2 separate regions of the Homo sapiens genome follow, and region 2 is linked to region 1. Evidence: chromatin loops called from intact Hi-C (ENCODE). Cell type or tissue: HepG2. All regions are shown on one strand. Links, peaks and the distances in the headings refer to the core of each region. The heading gives the core; the rest is flanking DNA. Region 1 overlaps PDLIM5 (PDZ and LIM domain 5). Region 2 has its middle 23 kb from the start of PDLIM5.

Region 1 (5,389 bases), core at 219-5,218:
TCTAATACTTTTCAGATTATTTATCTTAAGAGATAGGCATCAGTGTCTGGCTTCTTCACATTTTTAGTCATCACCAAAGAGGGGAAATCTCTCTTGTCTAGTTCAGTTTTATAAGCACTTGCTACAGGATGTTATTGTTGGAACAACACATATAGTAATCCATGGTCAGCATAATCATGGTCAGCATTTCTGTTCTTCTTAGTAATTTTGATTATGTCAGAAGCAAATTTGGTGGCAGTGAGCTTTGCAGACATGTACTAGCCAGAGCTCTGTGTTAATTGTGTTGTTGGTAGATCTGCTTATTTTATGTCTTTGAGGATATCATTGCGTGCAGAATTTTTTAAAAGTTAAAATAGTTTAATAGTATTTTATGAATGGGCTTTTTCACTGCAATTCAGTGGACATTTGTTTGTGACCCCTATTAACCAGTCATCTTGTTTATTATGTGGCCTATCAGGCCTCCAGACCTTTCTGAGAGCTCCACCTTTGAGTCAAGGTTGGTGTTTATCAAACTGAGGCTTATATATTCAGTTTTTTTGGGTCAAGACCAGCATCCTTTCCCCCAAGCTAGTTTGTTTTTGTTTTGCAAATAAAAATAATATATTTTAATAGGTTCCACAGGAAAATATGTATGTTATTGCTTCATACTTGTATTAGGTAGATAATGATACAAAATGTATTTCTGATACCCACTGTGATAAAAGTGTGAAAACAGTTTTCCAGGTCAGTGCTATTTAATCTGTGGGTCCTGGACTGGTACCAGTCTAAACTGTTTGTTCCTGGTCTGTAGGGAGATAAGCACTGAAATTGAGAATAAGCATTTAGGAACTTTTGTAGCAATTTCACATTGCCACAGTTCTCAAGGTTTTTGTTTAGTGGATTTGTCCCATTGAACAAGTATAGTCCAGTTTGGGTGTTGAGATTCCATGATGTGAGTAACATACGTTGTGACTTGTGTATGTTCAGCAGCATTTTAGGTCATTTCTTAATCTATTAGATTCAAAGAGTGGTGGAGAGAGGGTGCATTAATTCTCTTGGGAATTTAAGAAGCTTACCTTTTGGTAAATTAGACATAATGTGTTGCTAATTGGCTGTGGTTTCAGTTTTTTAAACTGTAACATAGAAAAGGTATCAGAAGAAGAAGAATATAATTTATGTTTTCTATGGTTCCCTTGTTAGAAAAAAAGATACTAATACTTTAATACTGAAGAGCTTTGGGATTCTAATTTGCTTAAATTTTCAACAAAATCCATTAAATTATCAATCAGTAATATAAACAAGTCTTCTATTATAAGCAAAATTCAGTTTTCTATAAACAAAAATAAAGATTATTAATAAACAGTTGAATGAGTTTCAGTTCTGTGATGGTATAAATGTGAGATAAATCACAAATAATATAAGAAGTTGTAAAAATAAATATTTGAAAATTTAGCTGGCTTTTAAGTTCCTATTTTTAGATGTAGATATTATTATCACTTTGAATGCCTTGACTTAATTTAATAATATGAGATTTAGTGATAAGGATGTTGGACAAGATTCTACTTATTAATGAATGTGAAATTAAAGGCTCATCTTGAAGTTATTAAACAAGGATAGACTTGGCCTATGTATGGCTAAAGTAGCCACATTTGATCACTAATTTTTAAATTCCTTGATTCTTATGAATAACTCCAGATTTTTAAAAATATCTAAACTCACCCAAAGTTATTTTTTAAGTGTTACGTAACTGGAAAAAGCTAAGTTGAGATTGTGAAGAATCTTCATTTCATGTGTTCTACACAGAAGATAGCAGACTGACTTTGTTTTCCTAATAAGGCTGTGTTGAATGCTGGAATACTTATCCCCTTAAATTTTATTGAAATACTTTAAAATACTCACTTTACAAAAAAGGTTTGCAATTTAACACGTTTAGCCTGGACAGGAATAGAAAAAGAGATGTGCCTCTGGTATTAGCATAGGACAGGGTGCATATAAAGGTGAACCTCAAATAGCATGTCTCATACTTTGAAAAGATGAAAGACAAATTAGATATTTTGTTGTTTTCTATTTGTGTTTTGTTCATCACAATATATTTAAGATTTGGGGCAGTTTTTATTCCTTCTCTCTTCCTTTCTTTTAGTAAGTAGGCTTGTACAGATCATTTATTGCTTAACACTGAGATTTGGATTTAATCTTCTTCCAAAATGAAGTACTGCATTTAGCAATTTTTCTTTTTTTTTTTTCTTTCTTTCTTTTTTTTTTTTTTTTCTGTTTTGAGACAGAGTCTTACTCTGTCTCCCAGGCTGAAATGCAGAGGTGCAGTCTCGGCTTACTACAGCCTCCACCTCCCAGGTTCAAGCGATTCTCCTGCCTCAGCCTCCTGGGTAGCTGGGACTACAGGCGTGCGCCACCACACCTGGCTAATTTTTGTATTCTTAATAGAGACAGGGTTTCACCATGTTGGCCAGGGTGGTCTAGATCTCCTGACCTTGTGATCCACCCCCCTTGGCCTCCCAAAGTGCTGGGATTACAAGCATGAGCCATCGTGCCCGGCCTTAGAAATACTTTTCTATCTCACTCAGAATAAAAGACCAATTCCTTGTAATGGGTTCATGTACTTTATGTGTTCTGCCCCCAGCCATCTCTGCAGCTTTATCTCTCACTGCTTTCCCCAGCTTTTCCTGGAACCTTTCTAGCCCCACTGGTACATTCCTGCCTCAGGACTTTGCACTTGCTATTTGGACTGCCAGGAATTCCGTACTTCAGGTTTCTGTTCAGAGTTCACCTCATTAGAGAGGCCTTCTCTGACCCTTTTGTATAAAATAGTGTGTCCTTTCCTGTGTCTTGCTTTATTATGCTCCATGGCACTTACTACCATGTGAAATATTTTGCTTGTTAGTCTGCCTCTCTCAAATGGATGTAAGCACCTTCAAAGGAGGAATTTTGTCTCTTTTTTTTTTTTTTTTTTTGACAGAGTCTTGCTTTGTCTCCCAGGCTGGAGTGCAGTAGGGCCATCTCAGCTCACTGCAACCTCCACCTCCTGGGTTCAAGCGATTCTCCTGCCTCAGCCTCCCAGGTAGCTAGGACTACAGGTGAGTGCCACCACGCCCAGCTAATTTTTTTGTATTTTTAGTAGAGACGGGGTTTCACCGTGTTAGCCAGGATGGTCTTGATCTCCTGACCTCGTGATCCGCCCGCCTCGGCCTCCCAAAGTGCTGGGATTACAGGCATGAGCCGCCACGCCCAGCCCGTCTGTTTTATTCATTACCATTGCCCCACCTCCTACAACAGAGCCTTCTGTATCATGGGTTTAATAAATATTTGTGGAACTAATTAATAAATTAATGAAATAAATTGTTTTAAGGAAAAGACACAGCATGAGTGTTGCCCTTGAACTTGAAGTGATGCTGGGTAAAATAATTACCAGTTGGGAATGATAAGTTGATTGGTTAAATAATTTCTGGTAATGCAGAAGGCCATATTAATCCTTACAGGATAAACAGGTTGACAGGAGCTAGATTTTGACTATAATATAAGGGTGTTTGTTTGTATGTTTATAAAAATACAGGCTGATTCAAAAAGAGCTGAACACGATAAAAAATGTATTATTCAGTGATTAGGTATATATGCAGTTATATGAATGTGTAGTCAAAACAAAATTAGAAGGAACCATCGTAGTTATTTCTGTCAATCTTGCATGCTCAGTATGCAGCCCCCTGTATCATGGGGCACACATCAGTCCTGAAATCTAATTCATTCTGTTATTGGTAGCATGTCACCATCGATAGTTGTAATGGGGACCATGATGCCACTTCCTTTATTTTCTCAAGACCCACAAGAAGATTATGTGATGTGGTATCTTGGGATCTGCATGACTACTAATGTCAGAAGCTGGTTACTATTTTAAATAGAACACCCAATTTAGCACCAGAGAAGGTATTCACTAAGGAACCTCCAACCCCATCCTGCTGAAAAATGAAATTATTAGAGATTTCCTGTTAGTATAGGGAAAAAATACTCCTCTTTTCTGGAAAAGTAAAGAACAATGGACTGAAACCTGTTCTTTGTTTTTGCATCTACTTACTGAACTTTCACTGGGAATTTTGTGAAGAACTTAATCTCTTATTTATGTGCATATTGTACAGTCTGTAAAGTGTTCACTCTATAGATAGGCAGATATATTATGTATCTGTATATATTGAATACACATAGACATATATGTATATATTATATACAATGAGTAACTTCTGTGTTTACTTGAATTAAACCAAAAATGGCATTCTATAAACATGTCATTGAAAATGAATAGCTGTTTGTTAATAGAAAGTAGTTATTCATTGTTTGGAGCCATTACTCTCTGAAATTCTTTACCAAAGTTATTTTATAACTTTCTCTTTGATGTTATTCCAGAAGGCAGCCAGAAGGTAGAATGTTAGGGCTGCATATAGGCTTCTGGACCACTTGGGTTCTAATCCGGCTTCTGCCACTTTCAAATTTAAGTTTTGGTCAAATTAGCCTATTTGGGCTTCTGTTTCCTATATTTAAAATGAGAACATACTACTTTGTCAGGAAGAATAAATGAGATAATTTATATGATGGGTCAAGTGAAATTATTGGCATTTGGTAGGTACTCATTAAGTGATATTTTCTTGCTTATCTCTAGGTTTTTTTGTTGTTACTGTTTTCCTTGAAATTGATCCTGTTAGTAATTTGATTCTAATAGTATATAATCAGAAATAGAATAATTTCCAGAACTCCAGAGTTTAGGTCATCTGCTTACGGGGAAGGTGCCTTCTATCACTGCTTACTTTGTGTCAAGCACTCCACCAGATATGTTACATACATTACCTCATTGCGTCCTCAAAACAGTTCTGCAAGGGAGGTATTATGACCCTCATGTCAACAAAGAAACTATATGTTGCCTAATGCAACCTTTATTCAGCTATTTGTTCTATTCCTCAAAGAATTCCTGTATCAACAAAGAGCTTCGTAAGAGAAGGCCTGAATATGAAAGGCGGGAACTCTGTCTCTTTAGGGCTCTAAGCTTTTCTTGAAAGGAAGAAAAAAATAAATAGTCAAACTTCAGATTATGAATTGTGCTTGCTGATACTACTATTATCCTGTATATGACCCTCATTCAGCATCTGACCTTTATGAAAGTTTTCCGGAAGCAGTTAATTTTATATACATTGTTTAAAGCCTGTGAAAAAGAATTTTGAATATGGTTCTGTTATTGATGCTTATTCTCCTAATATGAATCTTAACTATATTTGGTGGTTTTTGTTTGTTTCTTTGTTTGTTTTATGAGACGGAGTCTCGCTCTGTCGCCCAGGCTGGAGTGCAGTGGCACAACCTCGGCTCACTGCAAGCTCCGCCTCCCGGTTCACGCTGTTCTCCTGCTTCAGCCTCC
Region 2 (5,389 bases), core at 273-5,272, 140 kb before region 1:
AAGACAACTGTAGTTGTATATTTATGATATACACTATTACATATGCACTATTTATGCTAGCAATGACATGAATCAACCTAGATGCCCATCAATGGTAGATTGGATAAAAAAAGTGTGGTAGATATACACTATGGAAAACTACACAGCCATAAAAAGGCAAGTAGAATGGATTATCCTTAGTGAATTAACACAAAAACAAAAACCAAATATTGCATATTCTCACTTATAAGCAGGAACTACTCATTGGGTACAACAGACATGAGGATGGGAATGATAGACACTGGGGGCTCCAAAAACAGGGAGCCAGGGAGGGAGAAAGGATTGAAAAACTTCCTAATGGATACTATGCTTATTATTTGGGTGATAGGATCAATAGAAGCCCAACTCTCAGCATCACACAACAGACAGTTGTAACAAATCTGCACATGTACCCCATGAATCTAAAATTAAATAATAAATAAATAAATGTACTGCTGAAAGCTGTTGATGAAGACAAAAATCTTAAAGGCAGCCTGAGTGAAAAAAAATACAGGGGTACAAAGATAAGAATAACAACAGACTTCTTGTCAGAAACTATGTAAGCCAGAAGACATGGAACAGCAACCTTAAAGTACTGAAAAGGAAAATAACAAAAACAAAATAAAACCTGCCAACCTAGGACTGATACTAAATGAAAACGTCTTTCAAAATGAAGATGAGCCAGGCATAGTGGCACACACCTGTAGCCCCAGCTACTTGGGAGGCTGAGGTTGGAGGACTGCTTGAGCCCAGGAGTGTGAGTCCAGCCTGAGCATAAAGTAAGACCTTGTCTCTTAAAGAAAACAAAATGGAGGAGAAATAAAGACATTTTTAGGGAATAAAAGCCAAGCCACCTTACTACCAGCAGACCCACCTTATAGAAAAGACATTAGAGGAAGTTTATCAGGCAAGAAGAAAATGATACCAGATGGAAATTTGGTTCTACACAAAGAATAATGCCTCCCTGATCCAAGCAATGGTTAAAATAATGGGATATTATTGAGATGGGGTCTGACTATATTGCCCAGGCTGATCTCAAACTCTTGGGCTCAAGCAATCCTCCACCTCAGCCTCCTGAGTAGCTATGATTACAGGTGCATGTCACTGTGCCTGGCTGGAAATTCTTTTAAACCTAATTAAAGATGATTGGCTAAAGCAAAAATAATAATGATTCATTGTAGTGTTTATAATACATGTAAAGTATTGCATAGGACAAAAATAGCACAAAAGATGATGGGAAATGGAAGAATATTGTTATCTTTTTTAATATTATGTGTGAAGCAATATTATATTATTTGAATGAATACTGTATGGTGCCTCATGCCTGTAATCTTAGCACTTTGGGAGGCAGAGCTGGAAGGATTGCTTGAGCCTGGGAGTTGAAGACCAGCCTAGACAACAAAGTGAGACCCATCTCTACAAAAAATTAATAATTAGGCAGGTGTGCTTGTGCACACCCATAGTCCCATCTACTTGGGAGGTGGGAGGATAGCCTGAGCCCAGGAGTTTGAGGCTATAGTGAGCCATGATCTCACCACTGCACTCCAGCCTGGGCAACAGAGCAAGACCTTGTCTCAACAAAAGTATATTGTAGGTCCTTGGAGAAACCAAGAAAAAAATAAAACAAAGAGCTAAAGCTAATAAACTAATAGTGGAGACAAAATGAAATACTAAATATAATTAAACCAGAAGAATGCAGGAAAATAGGCCAAAAAAGGAACAGGAAACAGATGGGAGAAATAGAAAATAAATAATAAGATGGTAGATTTAAACCCAACCCTGCAATCCTACTTCTTAATTCACACAAAAACTCATAAGCAAATTTGTGTAAACTATAAACAAACATCAATCAACTGGTGAATGGATGAACAAAATGTGGGATAGTCATACAACGAAATACTACACAGCAATAAAAAGGAACAAACTACATATACACACAAGACAGGGATGAATCTCAAAATTATTATGTGAAGGTAAAGAAGCCATCCACAAAACTCTATATGATTCCATTTACATGAAGTTGTAGAAAAGGCAAAACTATAGCAACAGATAGATCAGCAGTCGCCAGAATCTGGGTGTGTGTGGATTAGGGAGAGAGGATTAACTACAAAGGGGCAATGAAGAAACCCTTTGGGGTGATGGAATTGTTCTATTTCTTTACTATGATGGGAGTTACACAGCTGTATACATTTGTCAAGACTCACTGAATTGTACATTTAAAATTACCCTTCAATAAAGCTGACATTAAAATGAATTAATGATTTGATAATCACATCTTTAAAAATAGCAAGTTGACATTATAAGTGAGCTAGTAAACACCCTTGAAATAAGACCCCAGTATGGGGAGATGAAGGGTAACTCATTGGAAGAATGTGAGGGGAAAAAAATCAGTAGAATAGCCCATGTTCCAGGAATCCCAGGACTGAGTATATTAATAGAGACCCTAATCCCTTCTCTATAGGAGTCTGTGAAAATGTCCTTGAGAGCTTTGGCTACTCCCTTATCTAAACAGAAAGAGTGACTTCATTACAGCCACTGTGCTAACTGATTTCATGTTGAAGGCATCAGGTAATATGGCAAGTTGGAATACCCTTGTATTTGCTACCTAGTTCCAAAGAGCAAACAAACAGGCCTCATTGAGCTGATCAAGGCCAACTGGTTTGGGTCTGTAGCAGTCACTGGATTAGGGACAGATGACAAATGCTTTTGAGAGAGATGTGTATAAACCATTTTAGAGCCTGAGGCAGGGCATATCATACTACAAGTGGAGCTGTGTAAAGCATAGCTGGGAAAAGAAAGCAAACTTTAAACTAAGGAACAAGTCGGAGTTTATGTCAAATATAAAGTTAGAAGGGAGCTCTGAAGACACACTTGTCTTCTTGTAAGGCTCATGAAAGTGTTTAGAGGTTGGATAGTTTTAAAACCGGTAAAGCAGGTAAATGCAGTTGACTTTTCATTTTATCTGCTTTTATAGGATCTCTCATTTAACTTATTAAAATTCTTACTACCTTGTAATTGGTATATTAAATTTTAAAATAAGAGTAATTCATAAACAGGGTAACAATCCTATCTGTTTATATAACATCTCTCATTTAACTATTAATTCTTATTACCTTGTTATTGCTACATTAAGACATTTTTAAATGAAAGTGACACATGAACAAAATTTTTAAAAGCTTGAACAGGCATTGAAATGTATAAAAAGGAAAAGTTAAAGCATCTCTGCCCAAACTTATCCCCCTTCTAGAAACATGAATAATATTAAAGTCTCATGACATTTGTATAAATATGATCTTTATGTTGCAGCTCCTAAAATTTTGACATTTCTTATTGAGTTTTTATATATATTTATATCATCAGGCAGTACTCTGCTTTTCTCTTAGAAACCTTTGCTCTCTCATTTGCCTTGACTGCTATCTATATTCCAGTAAATGACACCCCGTTCATTCATATGCTCAAGGCCAAAATGTTGGGATCATTCCTGGCTCTTCTTTTTGTTTTAATTACTCTCTACACTTAAGCCATCAGCAACTCTTTTCAAATCCACTCCCAAAATATTTGCAATATTCTACAGCTTCTTACCATATCTGATGCTACCACAGCTAGATCGGAGCCACCATCCCTCCCCTAACTGGTCTCTCTCACTCCACTTTTGCCTTTTAAAGCCTTCATATATGAAATTATGTCCTACTCCTGTCAAAAACCCTCTAATAACTTTCTGTTGCACTAGAGTGAAACTCAAGGACTTTTTCATAGTCTGCAAAGCCTGCAATCATCTAGTCTTTGTCTACTTCTCTGACTTCCAACTTCTCTCTAGTTCGTTTTAGCAAAACCTGCCTCTGTACTATACTAAAAACAGCTTCAATACATTTGCTTCTCAAGATATTTTTTAGTTTTTGTTTGTTTTTTGCTTTTTATTCTGTCTGAAGTACTTTTCCTCAAATTTTTGTGAAGCTCACTCTTATATCACTCAGTAGTCTGCTTAAATGTCACCTCCTCAGAAAGCTCTTGCCCTAAAATATCATCTCATCCCATCACACCATTACTCATGATTCCCTTGCCATGCTTTATCAGTCTTTCTAGCATTTAGCATCACTCAAAAATAATGTACGTACGTGTTTTATTGCCTGTGATACACATCAAAATGTTAAGTTCCTGAGGGCAAAGACATTTTTTAAATCACCAGAGTCACATTCCTAAAACAGCGCTTGGGTTGTATGTGGTGGCTCATCCCCGTAGTCCCAGCACTTTGGGAGGCAGAAGCCAGAGGATCATTTGAGCCCAGGAGTTTGAGACCTCGTCTCTACAGAAAGTTTAAAAATTAGCTGAGGATGGCAGCACGTGTCTGTAGTCCTAGCTACTTAGGTGGCTAAGGTGGGAGGATCACTTGAGCCTGGGAGGCAGAGGTTGCAGTGAGCCAAGATCGTACCACTGAACTTCAGCAGCCTGGGTGACAGGGTGAGACCCTATCTCAAGACAAATAAGCAAATAAAACAATGCCTGTCATAAAGCAGGTGCTTAATAAATATTTTTTGAATGAATGAAGCTTGAGCATCTCTAGCTATCTAGATAGTTTAATGAAGTGTTTCCTATCATTTGTTTTCCTATAATCCTTCTAGACCCTATTATGCTTAACTACCACTAGTCAAATGTTTGGAGATACCCATTGTTTTTCCCTAGCAGAGGCACAAAGAAAGAGCTAATCAGAAATAATTGGACTAGCTCCAGTACTGGTTTTTAAAATATTGCCAACAATCTAACACACTAGAATAGGTGCTTAATTGTGTATTGTAAAAACTTTGTCTCAATGTAGGTAAAGAGAAAAACAAAAGAAAATATTGTTAATATTTGTATTGTTTGATGTGTTCTTTTTAGATGCACAACTCATTTCTCTCTCTCTTTTTTTTTTTTTTTTTTTGAGGCAGAGTCTCACTCTGTCACCCAGGCTGGAGTGCAGTGGTAAAATCACAGCTCACTGCAACCTTGACCTCACGGGCTTAGGTGATTTTCTCACCTTAGCCTCCCAAATAGCAGGGACTACTGGTGCATGCCACCACACCCAGCTAATTTTTTGTGTTTTAGTAGAAATGGGGTCTTGCTATGTTGGCCAGACTGGTCTCAAACTCCTGGGCTCAAGCCATCTGCCCACCTTAGCCTCTCAAAGTGCGGGGATCACAGGCGTGAGCCACTCCTCCCAGCAGTACAACTCATTTCTAAGGAAATCTTGACAAGTATCTCCCAGTGGAAGGCTGGGCCCATGTGTATTAACCACACATTTGGTTGCTCCAGACAATATCATGGCTTTCATGAGACTTCAGGGCTGCAGCATTCTATATTAAGCGGGATCACTCTGCTCCACTGGATCACTCTG

Evidence for each region. Peaks named below come from ENCODE experiments on the same cell type or tissue, not always from the same donor. Only the 100,000 strongest peaks of a DNase experiment are listed, where the experiment ranks them.
Region 2: a loop joins it to region 1, with 2.2 times the contacts of the local background. A loop is called at or near these places in 1 of 110 quality-filtered maps.

The regions. Positions count from the first base shown.
Region 1 is chr4:94,561,728-94,567,116 of GRCh38, forward strand. The region is part of intron 3 of PDLIM5 (PDZ and LIM domain 5); the gene reads left to right. Among named protein-coding and RNA genes, the nearest start is that of PDLIM5, 110 kb to the left of the region's middle. In HepG2, for the core only: no CTCF peak of the experiment used is centred there; DNase peaks (open chromatin) are centred at 2,724 and 4,884.
Region 2 is chr4:94,426,430-94,431,818 of GRCh38, forward strand. No RefSeq gene overlaps it. Among named protein-coding and RNA genes, the nearest start is that of PDLIM5, 23 kb to the right of the region's middle. In HepG2, for the core only: no CTCF peak of the experiment used is centred there; a DNase peak (open chromatin) is centred at 2,612.